2 separate regions of the Homo sapiens genome follow, and region 2 is linked to region 1. Evidence: chromatin loops called from intact Hi-C (ENCODE). Cell type or tissue: B cell. All regions are shown on one strand. Each heading gives the region's core, and the rest is flanking DNA. Links, peaks and the distances in the headings are about the cores only. Region 1 holds the start of LINC03110 (long intergenic non-protein coding RNA 3110). Region 2 overlaps ALPK2 (alpha kinase 2).

The links. Peaks named below come from ENCODE experiments on the same cell type or tissue, not always from the same donor. Only the 100,000 strongest peaks of a DNase experiment are listed, where the experiment ranks them.
Region 2: it touches region 1 in a loop (6-fold over the local background); 7 of 110 quality-filtered maps call a loop at or near these places.

The regions. Positions count from the first base shown.
Region 1 is chr18:58,654,021-58,662,358 of GRCh38, reverse strand. LINC03110 (long intergenic non-protein coding RNA 3110) reads right to left here and starts at 3,820. Exons shown (of 4, transcript NR_187442.1): 1 at 3,728-3,820; 2 at 2,346-2,496; 3 at 1,789-1,927. In B cell, for the core only: no CTCF peak of the experiment used is centred there; DNase peaks (open chromatin) are centred at 3,468, 3,988 and 5,010; H3K4me3 peaks cover 3,802 bases; H3K27ac peaks cover 4,887 bases.
Region 2 is chr18:58,547,951-58,556,288 of GRCh38, reverse strand. The region is part of intron 4 of ALPK2 (alpha kinase 2); the gene reads left to right. Among named protein-coding and RNA genes, the nearest start is that of ALPK2-AS1, 4.9 kb to the left of the region's middle. In B cell, for the core only: no CTCF peak of the experiment used is centred there; a DNase peak (open chromatin) is centred at 4,078.

The DNA.
Region 1 (8,338 bases), core at 243-8,242:
CTTGGCTGTAGTCCCCAGAGACAGTGATTTTAATTGGTTTGGGTGGGGCACAGGCAACAGTGGTTTTAAAAGTTCCTCAGATGAGTCTGATGTGCAGCGAGGCCTGAAAAGGGATGGACCATCTCCAGGGCAGCTGGCTCAGCCTTGACTGCATATTAGAATCATTTGGGGAGTTTAAAAATGTACCTAGATCTGTGGCTAAAGTAAAAAAAAATTCATTGTACACTTAAAAATAACTAAAAGCATAATTGGAATGTTTGTAATACAAAGACATGAGAAATGCGTGAGGTGATGGACACCCCATTTCCCCCAATGTGATTATTATATATTGTTTGCCTGTATCCAAATTGCTCACATATCCCATAAATATAGATACCTGCTAGGTCCCCATAAAAATAAACAATTTAAAAAAATATACTCATGTCTGAGTCTTACACCCCAGATTCTTACTTGATTGGCTTGGGGGTGCTGCCTGGTCATTGAGATTTTTTTGTGTTTCCTAAGCTGATTCTAAAATGTGGGTAAGGCTCAGAATCATTGCCCTTGAGAAAGCCTAGGATCATTTCACCTTTGGAGAAAAAGTACTTAACGTATGTCATTGAAGAAATCAGAGTCATGGGGCTGGGGGGGTGCTTCTGGTGAGAGTCAAGGGGCCAAATTCTCTATATATTGCCATGTATGTATATGCAGTCAGAATGTGAAAAATGGGAGAAGCAAAGACCAGTAGAGGGCCCAGGAGAAAGGGAGTAAAGATCCATCTATTAGGCTCACTCCTAAGGGAGAAAGGCTCTTTATTCTTCCAGGCATCCAGCTCCTACCAGCTGCTGCTGCTGCTTTTATTTTATTTTATTTTATTTTATTTTTTTCTGAAACCAGAGTTTTCCTCTGTCACCCAGGCTGGAGTGCAGTGGCACGATCTTGCCCCACGGCAACCTCCACCTCCTGGGTTCAAGCAATTCTCCTGCCCAGCTGCTGGGACTACAGGCACATGCCACCACGCCCAGCTAATTTTTATATTTTTAGTAGAGATGAGGTTTCACCATATTGGTCAGGCTGGTCTCAAACTCCTGACCTCAGTTGATCCACCCACCTCAGCCTCTCAAAGTGGTGGGATTACAGGCGCAAGCCACCGCGCCCGGCCTTCCTACCGGTTTCTAACATAGGCACTGCTCCTCTGCTCCCGTACTCCATCCCCAATCCCTATGTGAACTCCTTTCCCTGCCCAGGAAGAGTTCAGAGCTGACCTTTCCAGCCAGAGTTATAAAAAGCCGGGGATGTTGAGAGTGTCCCAGTGAAGGGACCATAGGCTGGTGCATGAAAAATAAGCCCGTTTACCTTTAAAGGACCACTGAGGTGGTAGACATACACCATCCCCTGATGAATTCTGACCGGCTTCAGCTTTTTCTCTCTCTCTCTCTTTTTTTTTTTTTTTTTTTTGTCTTTTGTCACTCTTATCTGCCTTGGTATTTGTATGTCTGTTCTTCTGTATAGATGCTTTCTTAGTCTGCTCATTAGGTTGCATTACATTCCTGCTGTCTTATTTGTGAAAGCCCTACTCCAGTCCTAGGTCCTTGGAATCAAAGCCAACTAGATGAGGGGTGGGGTGGGGATTTAGACATGCAGCTGAAAGGCAATGAGGGATCAGGGTGGCACCTAGAAGACAGGAAGTGTGGAGACAGTTGATGGCCCAGCTCTGCTCTGGGCCTTGGAGTAATGGTGGTTCCTCGTTAGTCCAACCCATTCCATCAAGGTAGAAGTCTATTATAAAGATTTCAGCAGATGACTCACCTGATCGTAAAGAGACCACACTTGCCAGCAATGTCTTCTGTGTACTATGCCCCTCTTCCATTTACAGGTGTCCTTGGGAACCAAGCAGACATTGACAAGGAGACTTGGGCTTCCAGATCCTGACTCCATTCAGATACAGCTGCCAAGGGGCACAAAATTTAAAACAGAACTCATGTTTTCTAGAAGCCTATGATCTAGTTGTGGAGATAAATTATACAAACAAAAAAGTGACAAGCAAGGTTTTGGACATTAGGACTTCTTTATTGTTGATGTGTGTAGTTCAGTAGTTTTCTGGAGACTTTTGTCAAAGAGCCTATGGATGAGCAAAGAGCAAAGAGAAATAATTTTCCAGGATTAGGAATGGTGGGTGCAGAGAGTTAAAGGAATCTTTGTGAAGACTGATTATGAAGGCATGATTCTTTCTGCATAATAAATTGTGTACTTTATTATTATTAGTTTAAATGTGACAACCATGATCATTCTCGGTTAATATCGACATTACCCTTTGCAGGTAAGCACACTCAGGTAGAAAGGTGGTTAAATACTGTATTACATACCTCCAAGGATGACCTGTTCTCAGTCCTCTGGGATTTCTGATAGAGGGAGTTTAGCAGACTCTTCACAAACTGTTAGGTGCCAAGAATTGATTCAAAGCTCCTGATCACTGGGCTGTTCATTCAGAGTGTGGGAGTTCCTTGGTGTGGTACACTGTAGACACATTTAAACAGAGGGCAGCGTGGACTGGATGTTCTCTGAGGTCCCTTTACTTCCGAGGTTCTAAGTAGTAAGGGACTTTGGATAAGGGAGAAACTTAAAAAAGTTACAGTGGCTGAAGAAAGCCTAAGAGAAAAGTAGGGGCCTAAATTGTACCTGAAGGCTGGGCAGAGTTGGAAGGACATATTAGTTCCTCCAGACAGGAGAACATATGATCAAAGACTACCTGTGGACAATTATCACAGATCAAAGACTAGCTGGGGACAATGATCACAGTGACTGCAGGATGGTGGAATACTTATGAAGCAAATAATATGTAAATAAGATTTATTTGTGTCAGGGAGGGGGCAGCATTTAAATAACCGGCAGTTGAAAATTGTACCATATTAGTTATATGTCTAAAATTAGATGTTCAGAATAAACAGCTATTTCAGAAGAATGGACACAGTATTAAATTAAAATACAAGTAAGATTTATTTGTTGGAGGAAGTGGGAGAGGAAGGTACATGTTCAGTTGACTCAACAGTTTAAATCATACCTAAGACATTTACATATCAGCTATATGCTAATCCTTATATGATAATTAGTAATTAAATTCATTTTGCAAAAACATCAGTGAAAGCTTTGCTGTGAAACAGTTTTGTAGGAGGCTAGTTGAAATTATTGTTAAATGCCTATTTGAAAGGGCAATTAGTTAGACTATTCTGTAGTTCAAGCTTTTCACTAAGTGACTTAGTGAGTTATACTTAATGAAGTTCTGTTATATATAGATCAGAGGTCCGAAGCTCTTGGAAATTCTTATATTTTAATAAAGTAAGCAGTCAAGAACTGTTTAATGATAATAAGAGTAGCTTGACACAGATACATATTTAGTCACCTGTTTAACAATCACAGAATATCAACCCTAAAGAGCACCTTAGCTGACCTAGGCCAAGACCTTCAGCATCAGACAGTCTTGTAGCCTGGAGAGATTTTTCTCTGTCTCTTCCTAAACCTCTACTATAGTGGTTCTTAAAGTGTGGTCCTGCCTCAGCAACATCAGGGACCTTTTGAAAAATGTAAATTCTGGCTGGGTGTGGTGGCTCACACCTGTAATCCCAGCACTTTGGGAGGCTGAGGTGGGCTGATCACTTGAGGTCAGGAGTTTGAGACCAGCCTGGCCAACATGACGAAACCCTGTCTCTACCAAAAATATAAAAAATTAGCCGGGTATGGCAGCACGCACCTGTAATCCCAGCTACTTGGGAGGCTGAGCCAGGAGAATTGCTTGAACCCGGCAGGCAGAGGTTGCAGTGAGTCGAGATCTTGCCACTGTACTCCAGCCTGGGTGACAGAGCGAGACTCCATCTCAAAAAAAAAAAAAAAAAAAAAGAGTTAAAAACATGCAAATTCTTAGGCCCCACCTCTGATCCCCTGATCGACTGAATCGAAACTCTGGGGTGGACCCAACAATATGTAGCTTAGTAAGCCCTCCAGGTGATCCTGATCCACACTGGGGTTTGAGAACTGTTTCCCCACACTACAGCTTCAAAATATCTTGAGGAAATAACTTCTCTTAGATCACTCTTAGCCACACAGAGAAATACTTCCTGTTTTATGTCTAAATTTATCTTCCTAAAGCTTTGAAGGGTGGAGCACACTATCTTCAGAAGTGTAGATACTTTTTTCACATTCCTTTATGGGCAACATGCTAGGGTGCATCTCAGCAGAAGGGTGGCCAAGCCTGGGAGGGGATGAAGACAGAGCTGGCACTAAGCAGGGACATGGGGAAACAAGGGCTGATCTTAGCCATTATTTGATTATTTGATAATCCAAGATTCACTCCAAAGAGGAGCACAGCATAGTCTGGTTCAGCACCTGGGTTTTTAAGACTAATAACACTGAGTCAGAGATTCACAAGGTTGTGGGGGGAATCTTTGGACCTAGGTAGTAGAGATAAAATGACGGGAATCATCTATACTGGCCAACATTGTTCTAGAAATTGTCTGAATAAAGCATAACAGAATAGAGAAGGGTCCAACCCTCTGGGGATATAGCATTGACAAGGAAAAAATGACCTCAGATGACTGGCTGCAATTTAGGGCAGGATTCTACTGCTCCCCTCCCCCTCATTTCTGCCAACCCAGCATTAGCTAAGAAATCCAGGGATCCAGGATGTACAAGTAATGAGGGCGGAAGGAGCACATAGGTGGTCCAACTGTGCTGCTGAGGTCTTCCCAGCACTGTTTGGGATCTGTTCCAGAGAAGGGAAGGACTGTGCAGATAGCTGGTGGCTACTGCTTTGTCTGCCTAGAGTGGAGTAGCACTCTGTTCTCAGGAATACTGCTTTCCACAGTGTGGTTTAATGGGATCCCCCAGTTTCTGACTGATCTGCTTCCCTAACTCAGTGATTGGCTACAGATAGGCATGTTCCCCAAATTCAGTCCTGAGACTTCTGACCTTCAACCAGATGGAAGATCTTGGGTTTGCTCAGGTGGCAAACCTGTGAGGTATGAGTCTGAGCTGTTCGGTGGCCATGTCCCACAGGCTGTGCAGAAGAAGCCAGTCTGTGGTGGGAGAGAGTGGCTGGTGCACTGAGAGAAGCAGAAACAAGAGACAGAGAAAGGGCGGGTGGTGTTCCAGTCCCAGGTGTGGTCAGTCCTGAGGTCCAGCTCATACCCACCTTTCCTGCAGTTCAGTTGGGTGAGCCTACAAATCTCCCTTTTCTGCCTAAGCCAAATTGTTCCTGTGGATACAGTGTCTAACTTCTTGTCATCTTTCTGAAGATGCTTTAACTGGCAAAGCATCCATCAGGGTTTTATTTTGGTTTTAGAGGTAATAATGATTATTTTATTTTATTTTCCCAGTGGATAAACAATCATCCTATGCTATTTTTTTATTGTGATGAAATATACAATACATAAGATTTTCCATTTTAACATTTTTTAGCGTGCAATTTAGTGGCATTAAGTACATTCACATTGTTGTGACATCACCATTCATCTCCAGAACTTTTTCATCTTCCCCAACTGAAACTCTATACCCATTAAACAATACCTCCCCATCTCAGGCAACCACCAGAGGATTTCTAGTCAAAAGTAGAATGGTGGTTTTATTTGCATTCTAATACTTCCCTGAGAACAGTTCTTGAGGCCTTTGAGACATTGGGCAGATTAACTTCAGGAGAGAGATGAGACTCCTAGGTTCCTTCCCATGGCTACACTTTTCCAATTGAAATTCACCAACTACTTTTCTATCTCGCCTCAGTAGTGTGAGCAACCTTAAGTTAAACAGGCAGGACTTGGAGGGTCTAATTATAATGCAATTTTACTTTTAACTCCCACTATTGCTTTAAATGTATTCTGTGGAATTAGTCTTTGTCCCACCCTCGATTAAATTTGGGACAATATGACTATTCCATTTATTCATGTGCAATAAAAAGGTCTTGCAATTAGTAATTAAAATGTCCAATCTTGGGTAATCATCACATAATCAAATCTAGGAGGCTCCTCCTTTCCCGAGCTCAGATGAGAAGCCTGCAGTGAGGAAGGAAGGAGGTAGGCTGTTTCCATGTGATTCCATCTAATGCTTTTACCTTTTTTTTTTCTTTCTGAGACGGAGTTTCACTCTTTTTGCCCAGGCTGGAGTGCAATGGTGCCATCTTGGCTCACTGCAACCTCCACCTCCCAGGTTCAAGTGATTCTCCTGCCTCAGCCTCCCAAGTAGCTGGGATTACAGGTGCCTGCCACCACGCCCGGCTAATTTTTTGTATTTTTAGTAGAGACGGGGTTTCACCATGTTGGCCAGGATGGTCTCGATCTCTTGACCTCGTGATCCGCCCACCTTGGCCTCCCAAAGTGCTGGGATTACAGGCATGAGCCACCACGCCCGGCCTGCTTTTACCTTTTCTTCTGCAGTTTGCCAAGTGTGGTTTCTGACCCTGCAAGCATAAACTGCAGGAAGGGAGAAGAGGTATGGGGTACAAGGAATGCTTACCTGGCTGGTACTGTTATGTTGAGCTAACAGGGGGCTCTAGAAACTTGGCAGATGTTTAGAGCTCTCTGGTGGCCATATTAATAGACACTTCTTCAAAGACCCAACCCTCATCACTGGGTATCTCTCGTTCCTAATTTCCCTAGCTGGGGCAAGTACAGCTCTATTTTGGATGGCCATTTCCTTCTTCTTCAGCTCTTAGGAACTTTAGATTATTTATGGCTTACCCTACTGAGGTTTTGCTGCCCCTCTAGGTAACCCCCAGAACAAGACCTAAATTGATCCTTTGTGCTAGCTCTTGCTTGCATGAGGCCCCCAAAGGGATTAACAGCCCACCAAAGTGGCATTAAAATTACTTCATAATGAAAACATGTGAACAATTAGCAGCCACAGAAAAATATTAAACTTAAGCAGAACCTGTCAGTCAAGAGTTTTGTGTCCTGCCAGAAGCTGACTTCATAAATCAAGGAGAAATAAACTCCTTCCCAGACAAGCAAATGCTGAGGGAATTTGTCACCACTAGATCAGCTGTACAGGAAATGCTCAAAGGGGTCTTAAACATGGAAGTGAAAGGTTAATTTTCACCATTATGAAAACACACAGAAATATAAAAGACACACAGAACTAAATGAAATAGAGATTTAAAAATACGAAGGACTGTTGAAATGAAAAGCGGTTCTTTGAAAAGGTAAACAAAAATGATAAACCACTAGCTAGACTAACAAAGAAGAGAGAAGATCCAAATAAACACAATCAGAAATGAAAAAGGAAACATTACGACTGAAACCACAGAAATACAAAAGATCATTAGAGACTATTACGAGTAGCTGCACACTCACCAACTAGAAAATCTAGAAAGTTCACAGTTCGTATAAAACAGCAACACAAAGGAGGAAAAGAAAGGAATCAAATGGCAACACAACAGAATTTCATCAAACCACAAAGACAAGGAAAGAAAAGAAACAAAGAATTTATAAAAACGACTTGAAAACAATCAGCAATTTGACAGGAACAAAGCCTCCTGTGTCAATATTAACCTTGAATATAAATGGATTAAACGTGCCACTTTAAAGGTAGAGTTTGGTAGAATGGATTTAAAAAACATGATCCAACTATATGCTGCCTACAATAAGTTCACCTTACCCATAAAAACACATAGACTAAAAGTAAAGAGGTGGAAAATGAGATTCCAAGTAAATGGAAATCAAAAGTGAGCAGGAATAGCTATGCTTATATCAGATAAAACAGACTTTAAACCAAAAACATAATATAATTTAAAAAAATGAAGGCCATTATATAATAATCAAGGGATCAATTCAGCAAGAGGATATAACAATTCTAAATATATATGCACCCAACATCAGAGCACCCAAATTCACAAAACAAATATTACTAGACCTAAAGAAAGATAGACAGCAATACAATAATAGCAGGGGATTTTAATACCCCACTCACAGCACTAGAGAAATCACAGAGACAGAACATTAACAAAGAAACATCGGACTTAAATTGGACTTTAGACCAAATAGACTTAACAGACATTTACAGAACATTCTGCCCCCAAACCACATACAACTACAAGGTGCATTCTTTTCATCAGTACATGGGATGTTCTCCAAGATAAACCACATGTTAGGCCACAAAACAAGTCTTAACAAATTTTTAAAAATCAGAATTAGATCAAGTATTTTCTCAGACCACAGTGGAATAAAGGTAGAAATCAATATCAAGAGGAACTTTGGAATCTATACAAATTAAACAACATGCGCCTGAACAATTGCTGGGTCAATGAATAAATGAAGACAGAAGTTAAAAATTTTTTTGAAAAGAATGAAAATGAAAACACATCATACCAAAACACGTG
Region 2 (8,338 bases), core at 189-8,188, 110 kb after region 1:
ATAACAGTGGTGGCCTCTGGTGAAGGTGACTGAGTAACTGGGTGGAGAGACACAATTTTTACTATATACCTGTTCACTGCATACCTCATGAATTGTGTGTGCGTGTGTGTGTGTGTGTGAGATCTAGTCCAATAAATTAATGAATAGCTTTAAAAGACAGTTTTTAAGGCTGGGCGTGGTGGCTCAAACCTGTAATCCCAGCACTTTGGGAGGCCGAGGCTGGTGGATCACTTGAGGTCAGGAGTTTGAGACCAGCCTGGCTAACATGGTGAAACCTCGTCTCTACTAAAAATACAAAAATTAGCCAGGCGTGGTGTCGGGTGCCTGTAATCCCAGCTACTTGGGAGGCTGAGGCAGGAGAATCGCTTGAACCGGGGAGGCAGAGGTTGCAGTGAGACGAGATTGTGCCACTGCACTCCAGCCTGGGTGACAGAGCAAGACTCTGTCTCAAAAAAAGTTTTTAAAAGGCCCAGGGCCTTCACAGTTAGAACCATGTACAAGTAGCAGAGCCTACTCTCAGGGCAGGGGGATGAGACAGTGTTCACCATGTTGGGCCACCAGCATCTCCACTGAAATGGTTGGGGTTCTTCGGGCCTCATGCATGCCCCTCCCATTCTCCAGGAGTGTGCAAGGCAAAGCTGGCCTGCAACTTCCCACCAGATGATAAAGGGTACACTTAGCACCTGGTTGGCAAGGACATTTCCAGAGTAGGTAGACTTTATAACAATTCAATAAATAGTAATATTGGTTAATAATGGTGCTATTCAAAGTCAGACATGAGAATTCTTTCCCTTCGGACAGCTTGGAACAAGTCTGAATTGCTCAGTGCTTACCTTTGCTCTTTTGTGATATTATACATTGACAAAGAAGAGAAAATCAGGATAATAACCAAGAAATGATTAGACTTAGCCATTGTGGGTACCTAGATATGATTCGAATCTCAGTGTTATCTCACCTAAGCTAGTTACTGTACTCCTGAAAATGTGAATTTTAACATATTTTAAAGAAGTGCAGGTTAATTACTTCCAAATCCACATATGGAATGAATCTAATTGTTAAGAAGAGGCTCTGGCTTAACCAGTTGTTACTCGAACAACTCGAACTTGCAGTTTTCTGTGTTCCCACCCTCTTGAAGTGTTGTGTGTTAAGATTGTACCAGGCAGACCCTGCCATATGCCTGTTGAGCTGTGTATTAGTCCATTTTCATACTGCTATGAACAGATACCCGAGACTGGGTTTAATGGACTCACTGTTACACATGGCTAAGAAGACCTCACAATTATGGCAGAAGGCGAAGGAGGAGCAAAGCCATATGTTACATGGCGGCAATAAGAGAGGGTGTGCAAAGAACTCCCCTTTATAAAACCATTAGATCTTGTGAGACTTATTCACTATCATGAGAACAGCACAGGAAAACCCGCCCCCATGATTCAATTACCTCCCATGGGGTCCCTCCCACAATACATGGGGATTATGGGAGCTACAATTCAAGATAAGATTTGGGTGGGGACACAGCCAAACCATATCAAGCTGGTTCCAATGATGGGCATAAACAGGCTTGTTAACCCCCAGGCCAGATCCTTTGAATCTCCAGACCTGAGAAAAGGGAGGGCAGAGAAGCCTGTTACTTCACGGCTGGTCGAAAGGACCAACTGAAGCACAAGACACACTGATCTCGGGGATCCTAGGCAAGATCCTCAAGAGAATTAGAGGCTGGGGACCCTTGGCAGGCTGCCAGGGAGGGGACATCCCCCATGGGGTGGAAGGAGGAGCACCTGCAGGTCAGTGCCCACTCCGCGATGCTACTGTCTGTCTTATGATCAGGGCTGGTGGATCAGGATGTGGCCTTTAGTGACAGGGAATGAGAAATGAACTCTGAAGCCCATCACACTACCAGCAACCATGGTGCCTAGTTTTCTTCTCCAAACCCCTGCAGTCAGAGAGACAAGAGTGGCAGATTTCTTACCATTCTGAACCAACTCTGTGCTGGGCAGACTGCCTTTGTCTTCCACATAGATCTACCCTGAGAAGCATCCACACGAATGTCCATCATTCCAGCCCCAAAGACGATAGCTGAGCTAACACGTTTGTATTAGTCTGTTTTCATACTGCCGTAAAGAACTGCCTGAGGGTGGGCACAGAGGCTCATGCCTGTAATCCCAGCATTTTGGGAGGCCGAGGCAGCGGATCACTTGAGGTCAGGAGTTTGAGACCAGCCTGGCCAACATGGGGAAATCCCGCCTTTACTGAAAATACAAAATTAGCCAGGCTTTGTGGCGCACACCTGTATTCCCAGGTACTCAGGAGGCTGAGGCAGGAGAATCGCTTGAACCTGGGAGGCAGAGGTTTCAGTGAGCCAAGATCATGCCACTGCACTCTAGCCTGAGTGACAGAGTGAGACTCTGTCTCAAAAAAAAAAAAAAAAAAAAAAAAAAAAACCAAAAAAAAAACCCCAACTGCTCGAGACTGGGTAATTTATAAAGGAAAGGATTTAATATGACTCACAGTTCAGCATGGCTGGGGAAGCCTCAGAAAGCTTACAATCACGGCAGAAGGTGAAGGGGAAGCAAGGCACCTTCTTCACAAGGCAGCAGGAAGGAGAAATGCCAAGTGAAGCAGGGAACAGGCCCTTAGAAAACCATCAGATCTCGTGAGAAGTCACTATCATGAGAACAGCTTGGGAGAAACCGCCCCCATTGTTCAATTACCTCCACCTGGTCTCTCCCTTGATGCGTGGGGATTATAGGGATTACAATTCAAGATGAGATTTGGGTGGGGACACAAAGCCTAAACATATCAACATTTATTAAGCACTTACTTGGTGTATCAAGTACTGGAGCAAGCAGTCTCCATCCCTCACTGAGCCTATTTGTAGTGAAATTCCCTGAGCTGGAGTCCTGAGGGTGGTTGCTGAAGCATTCTTCAGGCCCTGTGTCTAACCCATTCCCAAATCCTGTCTGTTCTAATTCCGCAGTGTCTTCTGCAATGGAACTTTCCTCTCTGTATTAAATTCCAAGGGCTGCCATAACAAAGCACCCAAAACCGGGGTGCCTTCAAGCATCAGACATTTATTTTCTCACAATTGAGGAGGCACAGTCTGAAATCAGCAGACAGTTGGCAGTATTGGTTTTCCCTGGAGGTCTGAGAGAGAAGCCATCCCATACTTCTGGCCTAGCTCCAGTGGTGGCCAGAAGCCCTTGGGGGTTCCTTGGTTTGGAGCCAACATTAATCCAATCTCTGCCTCCATCATCACATGGCCTTCTTCCCTCTGTGTCTCTGTGTTCAAATTTTTCTCTTCCCATGAAGACAACAGTCACTGGATTCGGGCCCACTGTAATCCAGTATGACCTCATTTTAATGTGATTATATTTGTAAAAACCTACTCCCAAGTAAAGTCACATTCTCAGGTACCAAGGGTTAGAACTTGAACCTATTTTTGCGGGACACAATCAACCCACTCTCCATTCCCCCAGCCACCACGGTAGCCCAGGCTTCATAATTTCATCTGGGCCACTGCCATAGCTTTCTTTCTAGATCATTAACAACCTTGTCTCCTTATAGAACACCTGCCGACCCTAAGTCTTGACCACCTCCCTACACAGAATGTAAGTTTCAAGAAGACAGAGACTTTGTCTGGCGATGTTTTCCTTAGAAGCTAGGACAAGGCCAGGAACATAGACGGCTTTCAACAAGTATTTGTTGAATAAAGGAATTAATGAATGTACATGCATCAGCAGCAAATATATTGATTCTGTATCTTTCCTTGATACACTTGTCCCTTCTCTTCTCCCCCAAGTAGATTATTTCTACTGTAGCAAGTTATTTCTGTCTCTGTGCTAGCCTTTACATATAGTCATTTGTTTGCCCAGCTGGGGTGTTATTCTGTGAGCTGGGTTGGGACAGACACTAGGTCTGATTCATCTTGGAATGCGCAGAAGAAACACAGTGTCTGTCAATATTTGTTGAAAGGAATTAGATTAATGAGGCAAGACAGAAACGTGAAAAATTATATTCCCCCGCCCCCTCCAATTGACTGCCTCTACCACATTTGCAGAACTGGGGTTGGGGTGGGAGGTAGGGCAGGAGGTAAAATTGCAAATTCTGTAAGTTCCCCTTTCTGCTGATGCTTGAAAAATTATCTTTCTGAGTCAGCACAGGTATTTTGATACTGCCTTGCGATTTGGGGCATTTTTTTTTAAAGTGATGATTTAAAAACAAGTGCTTTCACATTTACCATCAAACTGATGGGGTTGGGTGGGAAAATAACCATCATGAGAACCATTTACTCCTTCATCTCTTAAATTTCTAGTTCAGGGTCTAAATCTGACCATAAACTTAAGGAACTCTTCAGTCCCTGCCTCTTCATAAGGAGATAGCAGAACATTCCACTCAGGCATGGGTTGGTCTTCATCAGAACATTCTGAAGTGGCTGGTGCTGACTGCAGGGTCTGGAAGCCTGGGCTGGTGACAAGGAATAGACTTGGCTGCACTGAATTCCACTCTCTGGACAGATTTTGCTTAGCACAGAAGTAGGCATAACTTCCAGGAGAGGGACAACCTCCCTATCATTGTCCTGCCACTAAAATCTCATTTGAAACCTTTCTCTTCTCAAGTGTACACCACCCACCCAGTCAAGTGACTATGCTTCACTGCTGATTGTGGACAGTAAATGGGAGACCATGGAGTGGGGGGCCAAAAGGACAGGCTGGAAAAAGAATGGATTGCTTTAGTGGGTTGAATCGTGTTCCCTGCAATTTTGTGCACATGGAAACTGCAGATATAATTAGCTAAGATAAGGTCATACTGGACTAGAGTGGGCCCTAAATCCAGTGACTGGTGTCCTTATAAGAAGAGGAGAGGACACACGGAAAGATATAGAGGGAAGATGGCCACATGAAGACGGAGGGAGAGACTGGAGTGATGCATCTACAGGTCAGGGAATGGCAAGGATGGCCAGGAGCCACCAGAAGCTGGAAGAGGCAAGGGAGGACCTCCAGAGGAGTGCAGCCCTGGCGACACCTTGAATGCACACTTCTGGCCTCCAGAACTGAGGGAGTAAAGCTGTGGTGTTTTAAGCTGCCCAGTTTGTGGTCATTTGCAGCCCTAGGAAACAGGTACAGTTGCCAATAGTGTAGATACAGTGAATTATTAAGAAAAAAAATGTGGGTTTTTTTTTTTCCATTTTTGTTTCTGGGACCTTCTAAAGAAGCCCAGGAAACTAGGGTTACCTCCATCTCGGGGGTGAGATGGTGATAAGGTGAAGAGAATTGTATGCAACAGAGATGAGGAAGGGGTTGTATATGATAGAGGTAGGGATGGGGTTGTATGTGATGGAGGTGGGGATGGGATTGTATGTAATGGAGGTGGGGATGGGGTTGCATGTGATGGAGGTGGGGATGGGGTTGTATGTGATGGAGGTGGGGATGGGGTTGTATGTTTTGGAGATGAGGATGGAGTTGTATATGATGGAGATAGGGATGAGGTTGTATGTGATGGAGATGTGGATGGGGTTGTACATGATAGAGATAGGGATGGGGTTGTATGTGATGGAGGTGGGGATGGGGTTGTACGTGATGGAAGCGGGGATGGGGTTGTACACGATGGAGGTGGGGATGGGGTTGTACATGATGGAGACGGGGATGGGGTTGTACGTGATGGAGATGGGGATGTGGTTGTATGTGATATAGATGGGGATGGGTTGTATCTGATATAGATGAGGGTAGAGTCATATATGATAGAGATGGGGATGGGATTGTAGGTGATGGAGATGGGGATGGGGTTGTATATGATATAGATGGGGGTAGAGTCATATATGATGGAGATGGGGATGGGGTTGTATATGATATAGATGGGGGTAGAGTCATATATGATGGAAATGGGATGGGGTTGTAGGTGATGGAGATGGGGATGGGGTTGTATGTGATAGAGACAGAGATGGGGTTGTTCATGATGAAGGCAGGGATAGGGTTTTACGTGATGGAGATGGGGATGGGGTTGTACGTGATGGAGGAGGGGAAGGAGGTTGTATGTCATAGACACCAGAATGTGGGTTGTACTGTGAGAGAGGCATAGATAAGGGTTGTGCTGTGGAAAGCAAACAGATGAAAATAAATAGGTTTTGTATTTGTTTAAGCAGGACAATAACCTTACAGTCTGGCTTTGTTGAGAGAGTTTTCTATGTTCCTTTCTTCTTAGATCAGAGAATCTTATCTCTGCACAATCTGAAAGCAAACAGGTGTGAGGGTGTGGACAAGTGGACACAGCCTTCCCTGCTCAGAGCTACTGGGAGGAGGAAGGTGACGGAGACAGAGTCAGGGTGAGAGGGGCACGTAGGTCCTGACTCCACGTTTTGCAATGCCGGGATTGTGGTGGAGCAAGCTAAGGGAAACTGAGAGGACAGGAGAGCTTTGCCTGCTTCCCTTTCAGGACACAGGAACTAGCCACCCTTCCACCTACCCATGCAGGGCAGCTCAGACACTGTCTTCCAGAGGGTGGGGCCAGCAGTACTAGAAAGTGAGCATTCCCTAGAGGACTGCCCAAGGGATTGGACCAGAATAGGCTTAATCAGAAAGAAAATTTTGTTATTTTCCACTCATCTCCCACATCCCTGATTGGGGGCCCATGAGGAAGACAGGATCGGTTTCAGAGACAAAATAAAGGGATTGCATTTACTCAGGCACCTGAGAAGTAAGGTGTGTGAATTTTCAAGCCACCATATGCACAAATATCAGCTCAGTGTATATTTTGCCTTCCTAGCTCAAATCACAACATTGAATTCCAGATGTTTCCTCCTCCTTGGTTCTCCAGGCATTTCCCTACCAACTTCAGCTTCCCAGAAACTTTTCTGTGAATTGTTATTTTTCCTTCCATCTACAAGGGGAAAGTTTGTTTCGATGGATCCATCCAAAGGGGCCCCTGAATTTCTGGTGTAATCTGCACCATAGTCCTCCTCAGTTCACATCTTACCTTTGATTTCCCTCATCTTTAAATGCAACCCTGCTGTTGTACCTTGCAATTTATAGCTCTGTGCCCAGGGTAAACTGGACATCCTCACTTTCAGTGCATGGTGCCTGGCTATAGTCGGTACAGTTATGCTGATGTCTTCTAAGTGGTACATACTTGAAACCTCAATTATTTGTGGTTAAAACAAAAGATGCTTCTCTCTCTCTACTCAAAAGAGAACATAAAGCTTCGGTTTAGATCTAAAAAAGACCCCAACAAACCAGGCACCAAACTATTAGTGATGAATAAGAGATTTAGTTTAGTAGAAGCTACATATTAACCAAAACGCAGGAGCCTGGAGCAATTTTCAGGTAGGAGATCAATGTCTCAACAGAGAGATGCTGAGATCTGACATGAGAAGAGAACCAGACTGAAGAGGCAAAACCTTCCTACATATGTTGGCAAAGGGATGTTGGACAAAGATCAGACTGGATAGATGTTCACTCATTTGACATAATTTCTGAGCATTTACCATGCTCATTGCACCAAGTAGAACAACATTAATGTTGTTGTCCCTCTCAGCGATCTCAATATCCCAGGAAATTTTGTCTCTTTTTTGGAATGAAGCTGTCTCTCAGTCTTAGCAGGTAATCGTTGTTGCCTGCTGCGTCACCTGTGATTGTACTGCCAGAGGGGTTATTTTCTGCCAATCAAGAAACCAAGCCTGGCTGGGCGCGGTGACTCACGCCTGTAATCCCAGCACTTTGGGAGGCCGAGGTGGGTGGATCACTTGAAGTCAGAAGTTCAAGACCTGCCTGGCTAACAGGGCAAAACCCCATCTCTACTAAAAATACAAAAATTAGCTGGCCATGGTGGCACTCGCTTGTAAGTCCAGCTACTTGGGAGGCTGAGGCAGGAGAATCACTTGAACCTGGATGGCAGATGTTGCTATAAGCCGAGATCGCACCACTGTGATATGGACAACATAGTGAGACTCCATCTCAAAGAAAAAAAAAAAACAAAACACAGGAAACCAAACCCGAGGTCCTATCACTATCCTGCTGACTTACTAGAGAAGAGATATAGGATATAAAGAATCCTCAATCCCCAAACCTGCATTTTCTCGCCATTTTTTGGTATGAGCATCTGAGGCAGGTGACTGGCTTAATATTTATGTTTATATTCAGATTTTCCAATAGCCGAATACCATCACTGCTGTACACTTTGAAGCCCACACTGAAGAGGCAAAGTACTAGTGTAGTAATCGTGACAAGTATTTCCTGCTTCTAAAGTTTACAAGAACTTGCTTTATGTAATGTATTATTGTCATTGCAGTGTGGTAATTGCTACTACCTTGGTTTTGCTTTTACTCACAAATTCTAAAAACTATAAAGAG